3 separate regions of the Homo sapiens genome follow, and all the other regions are linked to region 1. Evidence: chromatin contacts called from ENCODE Hi-C data. All regions are on one chromosome and are shown on one strand. The core of a region is the stretch at or near the end of the contact, and the rest is flanking DNA. Distances in the headings are between cores, read along the strand shown. Region 1 holds the start of UHRF2 (ubiquitin like with PHD and ring finger domains 2). Region 2 holds the start of CD274 (CD274 molecule). Region 3 holds the start of PDCD1LG2 (programmed cell death 1 ligand 2).

The links. Hi-C counts contacts between places; a loop is a spot of excess contacts on that map. Pooled maps may share reads with other maps.
Region 2: a map with no recorded cell type shows a loop between it and region 1 (23-fold over the local background). The contact joins the promoter of CD274 here to the promoter of UHRF2 in region 1. A Hi-C loop is called at or near these places in 5 of 37 single-sample maps with no recorded cell type and 11 of 50 pooled maps.
Region 3: a pooled map shows a loop between it and region 1 (4-fold over the local background). The contact joins the promoter of PDCD1LG2 here to the promoter of UHRF2 in region 1. A Hi-C loop is called at or near these places in 2 of 37 single-sample maps with no recorded cell type and 4 of 50 pooled maps.

Annotation. Positions count from the first base shown.
Region 1 is chr9:6,410,966-6,415,107 of GRCh38, forward strand. UHRF2 (ubiquitin like with PHD and ring finger domains 2) reads left to right here and starts at 2,234. Exons shown (of 16, transcript NM_152896.3): 1 at 2,234-2,678. The coding sequence starts at 2,526. RefSeq lists silencers at 1,952-2,091, 2,372-2,551, 2,622-3,051.
Region 2 is chr9:5,449,292-5,453,433 of GRCh38, forward strand. CD274 (CD274 molecule) reads left to right here and starts at 1,251. Exons shown (of 7, transcript NM_014143.4): 1 at 1,251-1,305. RefSeq lists enhancers at 1,028-1,077, 1,368-1,527.
Region 3 is chr9:5,508,606-5,512,747 of GRCh38, forward strand. It overlaps PDCD1LG2 (programmed cell death 1 ligand 2), which reads left to right and starts at 1,926. Exons shown (of 7, transcript NM_025239.4): 1 at 1,926-2,198. All of the region lies in intron 2 of INCR1 (interferon stimulated noncoding RNA 1), which reads right to left. RefSeq lists enhancers at 474-1,673, 1,615-1,694, 1,755-1,814, 1,975-2,024.

The DNA.
Region 1 (4,142 bases), core at 984-3,483:
CTCAACTAGATTGTAATTTGTTTTGTGAGAGGTAACTAAAAAAAAAATCCTAACGTAACTCCACAAAGCCATAGTATAACGTTATAATAGTAAATAGCATAACCTTATAATAAATAGTTTCGCCTTATTGAGGTAGGTAGTAAGTGTGCTTTAGGTAGATTTGGTTGGTGCAAATGTAATTGTGGTTTTTGCCACCGAAAGAAATGGCAAAACCCCAATGACTTTTGCACCAACCTAAATATCATCTCATTTACATATGTAATAAATACTCAATATTTGCTTTAATTAAAATAGGGGTAGACAAGTGAATTATATTTAGAGGTTCTAGGTGACTGAAATTTTCACAGGGGCAGAAACCCAAAATATGTATGTGCAGTTAATTTTTTCTGTCTCTTCTGTGTTGGGCCATCTTTTTTTTCTCTTTTTTTTTGAGATGGAGTCTCACTCTATCGCCCAGGCTGTAGTGCAGTGGCGTGATCTCAGCTCACTGCAGCCTCCGCCTCCCGGGTTCAAGCAATTCTCCTGCCTCAGCCTCCCGAGTAGCTGGGACTACAGGCAACTGCCACCATGCTCAGCTAGTTTTTTAATATTTTTAGTAGAGATGGGGTTTCACCATGTTGGCCAGGCTGGTCTGGAACTCCTGACCTCAAGTGATCCGCCCACCTCGGCCTCCCAAAGCGCTGAGATTACAGGCCTGAGCCACTGCGCCCGGCCTTTCTCTTCTTTTTCATGATATACTACTGGATTTGTCTGTGCTTGTAATTATTTTAGCTGTTTATTAGTTTATTACAAAAAAATGGTACTGTACCTTTATGGGAATAATTAGCACCTATGTGAATATTTAAGTTACCGATTTTGGCAAATGTGAAGTCCAAGTTGTCTTGTTTTGTTTACGTTTATATCCTCTCTCCCTTCTTGAGAAGACATATTTTCATTTAAAATAAACCCACTTGGCCGGGCGCGGTGGCTCACGCCTGTAATCCCAGCACTTTGGAAGGCCGAGGCGGGTGGATCACGAGGTCAGGAGATCGAGACTATTAGCCGGGCGCGGTGGCGGGCGCCTGTAGTCCCAGCTACCCCAGGGAGGCTGAGGCAGGAGAATGGCGTGAACCCGGGAGGCGGAGCTTGCAGTGAGCCGAGATCGCGCCACTGCACTCCAGCCTGGGCGACAGAGAGAGATTCCGTCTCTAAATACATACATACATACATACATACATACATAATAAATAAAATAAAATAAACCCACTCACCCCCACCCCGACTCCCCAGCTGTAGCAGGGAAGGATTAAGAAGGCGGGGTGGGGGGTGGGGGAAGCCCTGTTAGGTAGTGCTGCGTTGGGCCCACTTCTGAGGGTTTAATCCTAGTAGGGTCTTTGGAGTTCTTTCTTCGGAGGCGCGTAGCTCTGCATTATTTAAAACTGTTTCCCGCAAACCCGCAATCCCTTAGGCCAAAGGCACCCCTAACGCGGAAAGTCTACGAACGGAAATGTCCGGAGTTAGAGAGCGGCCTTTCGGGCAGCTGCCCCGACTTCTCCAAGGCCGGAGGGCCGGCTGGGAGCGCTGCAAGCCAGAGAGGGCGATCCCAGCGGGACCCGCGGCCTGAGGATAGGCCTGGAGCTGCCGCCTCCGCCAGGCGACGGGAAACCCTCGGAAGTGGGTTTCCGCGCGAAAGTAGCATTGCGGCCAGGCGGGAAACGTGTTCGCGAAGCAGGAGGGCCCCCGGGGCCTTTCCCGGGCGACCCGACCCGCCAGGCCGCGTGGCGGGAGCTTTCCTGTTGAGCGCGGTGGAGCGCACACATTTCCTTCAGTTCTTTCTCGGAAGTTTAGGCCGCACCCACCCGCGCCCCCTTTCCAGGATTATACAAGTGCACGCCAGGGTTTCTTATTTTTGGTGTGTTTTTGAGACCAAAGAACCATATCCGCTAAGCCTGAGGAGGCACCCGCCCCCTCAGCTCTGAAACGAGGCCTCAAAACGGCAACCGATGTGGTAGCCGCGCAATCTTCCGAAACCCAAAGGCTAGAGGGCGTGCCCAGTGGCCAGGTGCAGGCGGTGGGGCAAGTAACGGCTTTTGGTAGCCCCGCCCCTCCGACCCGCCCTCTCCGCGCCTGCCCATTTTCGTTCCCTCGGGTCTGTAACCCTCTCCCGGGCCGCTTCCTCTTTAAGGCGGAGCCCGGCGTGGATCTCGCGAGATCCGGCTTGGCGCCGTGACCTCCATGTGGGAGCTCCAGCTCTATAAGTAAACACTCTGCGCGGCGCAGACATGGCCTCTTCCTATCTTTGAGGCGGTGTCTGCGGCAGCGCCTCAGAGTGGTTCCGGTCGTCTCTCCTCAAGTCGGCTAGTCGGGCGCGCGCGCTGAGAGTCGTCGCCGCCTGTCGGGCCCGGCGTCCGGTCGGTCCGGTGGGCGCGCTCGCCCGCCTGCCGCTGAGGGCCCGAGCCGCAGGGAAAGCGGCGCGGGCCGGGCGGGGCGCGGCGCCCAGAGCTCAGGGGGAGACAAAGGGGACCGGTTCCTCTCTAGGCGCCAAGATGTGGATACAGGTTCGCACCATTGATGGCTCCAAGACGTGCACCATTGAGGACGTGTCTCGCAAAGCCACGATTGAGGAGCTGCGCGAGCGGGTGTGGGCGCTGTTCGACGTGCGGCCCGAATGCCAGCGCCTCTTCTACCGGGGCAAGCAGGTGAGGCGCGCCCGCCGCGCCCCTAGCGAGGCTGGGGGCCGGAACAGCTGGGCTCCTCTGGACGCACCGGTCCGAGGGCTCTGTGCGCCGCGCGCGCAGGGCTCACCTGGCTCCGCTGCGGGTGGGCAGCCCCCGCGAGGCGCGGGGTGCGGGGCCCAGTCCCGCCGAATGGTGGGGAGTGGGTCCCTGCCAGCCCCAACTGGAGGTGCGCCGCGCGGGGTCAGAAGTGAGGGCGTCCGGAGCGCAAATATCTCGCCGTTTGTATTTGGTAGGACAGCGGCCGTAGGCACTGGGTGCCCAGGTCCCTCGCTTCCCGCGCTCGGCGGGGCCTGGGGCCCCCAGAGGGCGGGGAGGGCAGAGGGCTCTGGCGGCCATGCCACCGCGCGGGAGACCCGGAGAGCTGGCTAACCCGGCTGAGCGTTCGCCTGGCTTCCGCGGCTCTTCCGCGTCTTCGGCTCTCAAACAGGGGAAACTCGGGCATTGAGCTCTCAAGAATAAGAACCCTAACTCTGCTTCCTGACTGTGGTAGGATTCGCGCAAACTGAAGATTCGAAGGGTTTCCAGAACTTCTGGTCCCTCTCCCTCGCCGCCTTTCCTAGGTTTGGAATGTCTCGAGGGAGGTTAGAGACCTGGGCATGAAGAAACTGTCGGTTTAACCGGGGGCCGGGTTTACGAATGCCCTATATAAGCCAAGAGTTTTATTCCCGAAGTGAAAAGGAGTGTAAGACTGTTTGCTTTTCTTACTTCTCGCCTTCTAATACTCATGTCGTTCACGCTTTAAGCATAGCACTGCAGCATAGCCAGCGGTGCATACTTGAAGGCTGTCTGTGGGCATCTCTGGTATTTTTATGGTCTGGCCAGTCTAAGTTTTTTTCCTATTCCACAAGTCTCTTACAATCTATATCCCTAGCCACTCAGACCCATCGTATTTTTCTTTGTCTTCATGTTGTTGTTAATACACTAAAAAGTTGGCATCCTGAGTTGATAGACCACAGTTTGGCTCCAATCCTGTGGTTTTAAATAAGTGTAGCTCTTTGATTTGGTAGAAGTAGCCTACAGTTGCAAACTACTTAAAAGGAATATTTTCCTCCCCTTCACAGGCTTAGTCTTCGAAGACTGTCCAGAAATTTCATAGTAACAAATTACACTTTGGGAAGGAGAGAGCTTTTTTTTCCCCTTTCCTTCTCTCTTTAAAATAATGTTATAGCACCTTTGATTTGTGTTTGCAGCCAGTTTTGTACTGACTTCTTAGTGTTTGACTTGTAAAAACAGGTATTTAGTTGTAAGCTTTGCTTTTGAAATAATTGTACACTTGTTAAATACTACATAGATTTGCTTTGCTGTGCCTCAAGTGGCTGATACCGTTTCCTTTTGATCACAAGTGAAAAAGCATGTAATCGTTTGATGCATTTTATTTTCTAGCTGGGGACAAATAGTACATGAATTCCTAGGACACTGGTGATT
Region 2 (4,142 bases), core at 1-2,500, 960 kb before region 1:
CCTCAAAAGTGATTTGAAAGAAGGAACATCTGAGCTGGGCCCAAACCCTATTGCAATTTTATTGGGGCCAAAGAGAACTCCATGCTCCTGCCAAATCAAGGCAGTGTCAGCCTCAATAATTTCCCAGATAAAAATAAAAATCTGTGATACAATCAGAATGTGAAAATTCTTATTTTGGAAGCAAATGTCATAACCAATGCAAGGGCTATCTCAATATTCATTCATTATGCAGTATTTTGAACTGCAGTTGAAATGAATAAGAAGGAAAGGCAAACAACGAAGAGTCCAATTTCTCAATTTAGAAAAAGAGAAAAAAAAGAAAAGGGAGCACACAGGCACGGTGGCTCAAGCCTGTAATATCAGCACTTTGGCGGATCACTTGAGGTCAAGGAGTTCGAGAAAAGAGAGCACCTAGAAGTTCAGCGCGGGATAATACTTAAGTAAATTATGACACCATCGTCTGTCATCTTGGGCCCATTCACTAACCCAAAGCTTTCAAAAGGGCTTTCTTAACCCTCACCTAGAATAGGCTTCCGCAGCCTTAATCCTTAGGGTGGCAGAATATCAGGGACCCTGAGCATTCTTAAAAGATGTAGCTCGGGATGGGAAGTTCTTTTAATGACAAAGCAAATGAAGTTTCATTATGTCGAGGAACTTTGAGGAAGTCACAGAATCCACGATTTAAAAATATATTTCCTATTATACACCCATACACACACACACACACCTACTTTCTAGAATAAAAACCAAAGCCATATGGGTCTGCTGCTGACTTTTTATATGTTGTAGAGTTATATCAAGTTATGTCAAGATGTTCAGTCACCTTGAAGAGGCTTTTATCAGAAAGGGGGACGCCTTTCTGATAAAGGTTAAGGGGTAACCTTAAGCTCTTACCCCTCTGAAGGTAAAATCAAGGTGCGTTCAGATGTTGGCTTGTTGTAAATTTCTTTTTTTATTAATAACATACTAAATGTGGATTTGCTTTAATCTTCGAAACTCTTCCCGGTGAAAATCTCATTTACAAGAAAACTGGACTGACATGTTTCACTTTCTGTTTCATTTCTATACACAGCTTTATTCCTAGGACACCAACACTAGATACCTAAACTGAAAGCTTCCGCCGATTTCACCGAAGGTCAGGAAAGTCCAACGCCCGGCAAACTGGATTTGCTGCCTTGGGCAGAGGTGGGCGGGACCCCGCCTCCGGGCCTGGCGCAACGCTGAGCAGCTGGCGCGTCCCGCGCGGCCCCAGTTCTGCGCAGCTTCCCGAGGCTCCGCACCAGCCGCGCTTCTGTCCGCCTGCAGGTAGGGAGCGTTGTTCCTCCGCGGGTGCCCACGGCCCAGTATCTCTGGCTAGCTCGCTGGGCACTTTAGGACGGAGGGTCTCTACACCCTTTCTTTGGGATGGAGAGAGGAGAAGGGAAAGGGAACGCGATGGTCTAGGGGGCAGTAGAGCCAATTACCTGTTGGGGTTAATAAGAACAGGCAATGCATCTGGCCTTCCTCCAGGCGCGATTCAGTTTTGCTCTAAAAATAATTTATACCTCTAAAAATAAATAAGATAGGTAGTATAGGATAGGTAGTCATTCTTATGCGACTGTGTGTTCAGAATATAGCTCTGATGCTAGGCTGGAGGTCTGGACACGGGTCCAAGTCCACCGCCAGCTGCTTGCTAGTAACATGACTTGTGTAAGTTATCCCAGCTGCAGCATCTAAGTAAGTCTCTTCCTGCGCTAAGCAGGTCCAGGATCCCTGAACGGAATTTATTTGCTCTGTCCATTCTGAGAACCCAAAGGAGTCCTAAAAGAGGAATGGAGGAGCCTAAGAATAAAAATAGTATAATAAAACATTTCTTAGACACATTGACCTTGGCCTATGTCAAAGTTCAGTCTGGGTTTGTCTTATAACACAAGGAGTAAAAGTACCATTGTTCTACCTCTTTTTTTAATACTTGAAAAAAATTTACTGTGGATGCTTTTCTATGAATTAAATAACCTTCTAAAAAATGTTTTCATTGCTGCATTCGATTAGATTGGGTAACTAAATGAAATTAATTCCTCACTGTTGGGTATAAAGGTTATTTACAGTGGTTCTGTCTTAGCCATTCACTGAACTCATTGCATATATATCTCTGGAATATTGCTGATTGTTTCCTTCAAGTAAACTTAGAAGTGTAACTACTTAGTCAAAGAGCCTGAATATTTTAAAGGCCTTTTGAAGAAAACTGAAAATGCTTTCCAGAAAGGATGTATCAGTTGACAATGACAGTCGTCAACAGTATTTAAGGAGAACTATGATACTCTGAAGAAAAACTTAGCCTTTCTCAGTAAAAGTAGGTAGGCAGAGGCCACATGACAGCAGTTAGAGTGTGGTCTTCAAGGAAGTCACAGAAATACTGTGGGGAATTGAAACCCCATGTGGAAAATGTACAAGAGTGTCTCAGTGTGACTGAGAAGGAGGTTGGGCATGGGGTTTCATGGAGTTTAATAAAGTTTGGTCACTTAGTAGAGGTTTAATAAATCAACTGTCTTAATCTTTGATCCTACTTAAGAATTTTTTTTTTGTTTTTGTAGAGATGGGGCTCTTGTTATGTTGCCCAGGCTGTTCTCGAACTCCTAGCCTCAGGCGATCCTCCCTCCTCAGGCTCCAGAAGTCCTGGGATTACTGGCGGGAGCCACCATGCAGGCCTCTTGCTCCTACTTTTGAGAAAGGAAGTTTAACCGGTTTTTTTTGTCTTTTTTTTTTTTTTTTTGAGACAGAGTCTCACTCTGTTGCCCATGCTGGAGTGCAGTGGTGCAATCTCAGCTCACTGCCTCCCGGGTTCAAGTGATTCTCCTGCCTCAGCCTCCCGAGTAGCTGGGACTACAGGCACCTGCCACCACGCCCAGCTAATTTTTGTATTTTTAGTAGAAATGGGGTTTCACCATATTGGCCAGGCTGATCTCGAACTCCTGACCTCAGGTGATCCGCCTGCCTCGGCCTCCCAAAGTGCTGGGATTACAGGCATGAGCCACTGCTCCTGGCTGCTTAACTTTTTCTCTATCTCATCCTCCTACCCATCCTACCCTTGGAAGATAGAGAAGTAGTATTAGTTCCATAGTGTTATACTGGGCTTCCCCCAGGGACAAACCCACTTCCCCAACCTGAATGAGCCATCACTTCTTCCCCAGTTTACATTTCATTGCTCTTTAAATGTCTCCATTCGGATATGGGAATTCACATATGGTCATAATTCTTACCTGAAGAAGATGTCAGTCTTCTTCTCTTAGACCAACTGCCCTGATATGAGGTTTAGAGGTTAAAGAACATGTGTGTATTTACATGATCTTTGTATTCTGCCTTTTCGTCCCTCACTAATGACAGCTGCACCCCAAGGAAATGGAGCTGTGGAAGAGAGGGTTTGATAAGAAATTAAGTAAATATTGGATCTAATCCATCACCCTCCAGGAAGCCTTTATTACTCCTAAAAATTTCAACCAAATTCATTAAAGGACAAGAACTCCACCAGAGTAGGCCATAAACATTGGCAAAATTAGTTGTAATCCATGACTAGATTTAATGTCCCTTTGTTTTATTCCCATATGGTTATAATGCTTTGCTTGGCATTAGGGGTATTTTAAGTTTTCTTCTGCCTAGTAAGTGAATTTGTGTTTATAATACAATAATCATAAAATATCACATTAATATTTTATAACTGTACAGTTATAAAATATTTTATAAGTAATATTTATATTTTATAAGTAATATTTTATAACTGTACAGTTAACTCTGGCCCAAGGAAAAGATAGTCTGATAGATGCTGCAGCCCCATTTTAGCAAATGTGACCTCACAGGCCTGAATGCCATCGCTATTCCACATCTACAGGATAGACGGAAAGGAAAGAAATAAAAAAATAGGTACCTAACACTGGCAAGAGGATGATGACTCATGTTATTTCACTTAACCTTTTTATCTTTTAACATGAAGGACTCATACAGGTTGATAAGAAACCAGTGACATAAACAGACCAAAAAATGATCAGATCTTTCAAATTAGCAAAAAAATAATATTTTTTAAACAATGGGTGAAAATACAGTGTAACAGTACCAATTATCAACATGTGTTGAGAACCAGAAAAATGTTCTTTTTCTTTGATCAGCAA
Region 3 (4,142 bases), core at 676-3,175, 900 kb before region 1:
TTATGAGGCAGGCTAATGTGCTGAGACACTAGCTTGAGTTTCATTTGGCCTTGCTGTGAATATACCTGGGCCTTCCTTTGCTTCAGGATGCCCTAAACTGTGGCAAAGCAGAGCTGAACTGCCCAAAGGAAAGTGTGAAGAGGAGAGGCAGGCCAAGCCTGGAGAAAGGCTACCCAAGAGAGAGGAAAGGAAACTGTGGTGAGTGCACCTCACTCCTAAAGAAGGACAGGAACTCTGGTAGGTGAGGTGTGTTTTCCATAGATACTAAAACTCAAAGCCACACAGGGGACATATGTCCATTCCTCAGCCAGTCACTGTGGCCAGGAACAGAGGGTCAGGTAAGAGAATGGCAACTCCTAAGGAAACCACATGCCTGGAGCCGTGGGTGTAGAAGCAGATCCCCAGAGGAAGCACGGGTCCCACAGACACAGTCCCAACTCTTGCCGTCTAGGCAGCCACTCCCATCTGTAGGTACTACACAGCTTCGTAGTACTTCTTAAAGTACTTCTTGTTCAAGCGATGGGACGAAAAGAGGATGCAGGACAAGGAGGAGGAAAGGAGATCCTTGCTTTTGTAGAAGAAACAAGGAGGCAGGGAAGGCTTAGAGGACAGGCAAGGAGAGATGTTTTCTTAAAAACATCCTCTGTCTGAGTGTTCAGCCCCACATCTCTGCTGGTCCTACCCCTATAAGCACAAGGAAAAGGGCGGGAGGCAGCAGGAGAAGGATTGATCATTCAGGCCTATATTCAAGTTTGCCTTTTCTTGCCATGTGGTTTTAATCTCACCAATCACAAGCCTGAAGGTATAGTGGGGCCACTGAGGTCCGAGTTCAAATTCAGCCATGCAACTAAGGAAACATTGTTTGATCTTGGTCCTGTTTTCTCATGTGTAAAATGGGTCTAACTCTAAACCACACATTGCACTGAGAATGAAATGAGGCACTATGAAATGAAGTGAGGTTAGTTGAATAATGTTCCCCCCAAATTCATGTCTACTGAGGACCTCAGAATGTGACTATATTTGGAAGTAGGGTCTACGCAGATGTAGTCTAAATGAGGTCATACTGCATTAGGGTGGGCACTAATCAAACGGATGGTATCCTCATAAGAGGAGAGGAATGTAGAGATACACACAGAAAAGAATGTCATTTGAAGATGGAGGCAGAGATTGGAGTGATACAACTATAAGTCAGGGAATGCCAAGGACTTGAGGTCATGTGTTACAGAAGCCCTAGGAAATGAGTCAATTTCCTGGCACAGCACTAAGACATGCTGGTATTCTTCATTCCATCCCTTTCCCCTATTCCTAAATGTGCTCCAGGGACAATGGGGAAGCTGGAGCACATATAAGAATAGGGGAAAGAGAGGGAATAAAAGGGTATTAAAAACTCTCAAGGTATGTTAAAAAAAAGACTCTCAACAAACCAGGTATTGAAGGAACATACCTCAAAATAATAAGAGCCATCTATGATGAACCCACAGCCAACATCACACTGAATAGGCAAAAGCTGGAAGGATGCCCCTTGAAAACCGGCACAAGACAAGGCTGCCTTCTCTCACCACTCCTATTCACCATACTATTGGAAGTCCTGGCCAGAGCAATCAGGCAAGAGAAAGAAAGAAAAGGCATCCAAGAAGGAAGAGAGGAAGTCAAACTACCCATGTTTGCAGATGACATAATTTTATATCTAGAAAATCCCACAGTCTCAGCCCAAAAGCTCCTTAAGCTGATAAACTTCAGAAAGTTTCAGGATCCCACATGAACATACAAAAATCACTAGTATTCCTAAACACCAACCATAGCTAAGCCAAGAGCCAAATCAGGAATGCAATCCCATTCACAGACAAACTGCTAAAAGCAAAACCAAAACTTTCCAAATAAGCCAGGCTTTCGTCAGTTCCTCAGAACTAGTTCTGGTTTGACTCACTCTCATGTTACGGCAAACCTTAAGCTGAATGAACAACTTTTCTTCTCTTGAATATATCTTAACGCCAAATTTTGAGTGCTTTTTTGTTACCCATCCTCATATGTCCCAGCTAGAAAGAATCCTGGGTTGGAGCTACTGCATGTTGATTGTTTTGTTTTTCCTTTTGGCTGTTCATTTTGGTGGCTACTATAAGGAAATCTAACACAAACAGCAACTGTTTTTTGTTGTTTACTTTTGCATCTTTACTTGTGGAGCTGTGGCAAGTCCTCATGTGAGTAACGAGTGGGTTGAGATACTCTCATACTATTATGTTGTGGACCATGATGAGGCTGCCAGGGTGGGGGAAGGGTGGCCTACCTTCTCTCCACACCATTTGAGGCAAGAGACATTCTGCCTCAGAAATTGTGCTGAGGGGCACAAATAAGCTAATGTCCTCCTGCCCCAGATTTCTCTCACTTGTTCCTATGCATATTGTTCTTGTTGCTCAGTTTTATAAGGTGAGATATTTTCTGCACCAAATATGTGCACTGTAAAATAATATAACTATTCTTAAGATTGTCTCTCAGCTTAGAGTTTTCGGAGGCTTAATGGTGAAGAACTTAAAAATCTGTTTTCCTATGACTGACATCTGTTTGTGATTATCCATTTAGCAGACGGTGATCCCTCCAGGCTGGCCTTTGTTTACAAGCTATGCCTAAGAGGCAGCTGTTGGTGGAGGGGGAACAAAAACAAAAAACCCAAAACTATTATCTTAATAACTTATAGAGGTAATCATTATTGAACAAAAGCATGATTTGGGGACTATGGAAAGGCTTATTCTTTCCATATAAAATGATCAGCGAAAAGGTAGAAAAATTAAACAGAACTGAAATAATTGCTATTGATTGCTCACCGCCTGGATGCACTGAGTAGAAGAGCAAAGGCAATGGGTTCATGTGGAGGGGATGGAGGTGGAGAGGCTAAGCCTGAGTGAGATTACCAACTAATCAGGACTTTTAACCCAAAAATACTATGGCTCTGAGGGGCAGGGAATGAGAGACCTAAATTGACAAAATGCAGAGTAAAAATATTCAGTGTGAGCAGTAATGAGACAGTTGTATCAGGGTCAAATACGGAGTTGGCCTGGATGTCCTCCAAGCTCCTTTCCAAGCCTAAGATTCTGTGAGTGGATGAACAATCCTGGTCCTGCTGCTCTTGCCACTGGAACCTGATCTATTTGCCTTCATTATTTGAGGTCTCCCCATCATCAGGCTCTTTGTTGTCTGCTGCTTCAGGGTGTCTTCTCCCCAGATTTCTCCTGTTGGTGAGCTTTTCCATTGAACTGGAGCTCCTCACAGGCAAGAAGCACACCTTTAAGGTTCTCTGAGTCCCAAGTTCCTAGTGCAGTACCTGGCAATACACATAGGTGCTTAGTGGGTGCTTGCCGAATTGTTGAATGGATTTATTTGATGAAATGTCAGGAGAATCACCAGAAATGAAATGTTCGTGTAATGGACAGGGGGAAGTTTGAGGTTGATTTGAAAAAGGAGATGGTAGAGACAGTATTATGGGTCATGCTTCAGAGTTTATTTGCTTTACAATACATTGGACAGCAACCAGTAGATTGTTGTGTGTCATTTTAATTCCACATGCTAATGTCCAAATATGTCATATGTCTTAATTGTTGCATACGTGGGTTACTCTGTAAAGGGGCAACTGTAGTATCACCTCCTCATGCCACACCCTGCTCCACTGTAGCTGGGCTCGATAACCTTCAAATCAACTCACAGAATTCCAGGACAGACAAGAGCATCTGAAAGGTTATCTAGCCCCAGTCACCTCTGATGCCTTCCAGCTGTCTCTAACACACCTGTGGGCTGACTTCCAGTTCTTAGTCTTCACGGCTCCCTATGATGAACTGCCCCTGCTTTGAGGGATTTTCCTCCATTGCCTCAGAAGTACTGCCCTGGGGGAGCTTCTGATGCTCTTCTGACCACCTTGTCTCTGCCTTTTTCACTAGTCCTCTGTTCCTGCTCTCCAAATTTTGGGACGTTCCTGAGTTCAGATCTTTTCTTTATAATCTTTCTTTTATATTCTCCCCATCAGATGGTTCATTCATTCCTCAATATTAACTAACATTTCCATATTAGAAATAACTTCCTTATCTTTAGCCCTAAATTTTGTCCCAAACTCTGGACCTACAATTTTTTGGAATGCTTATGCCTTGCCCAGACTA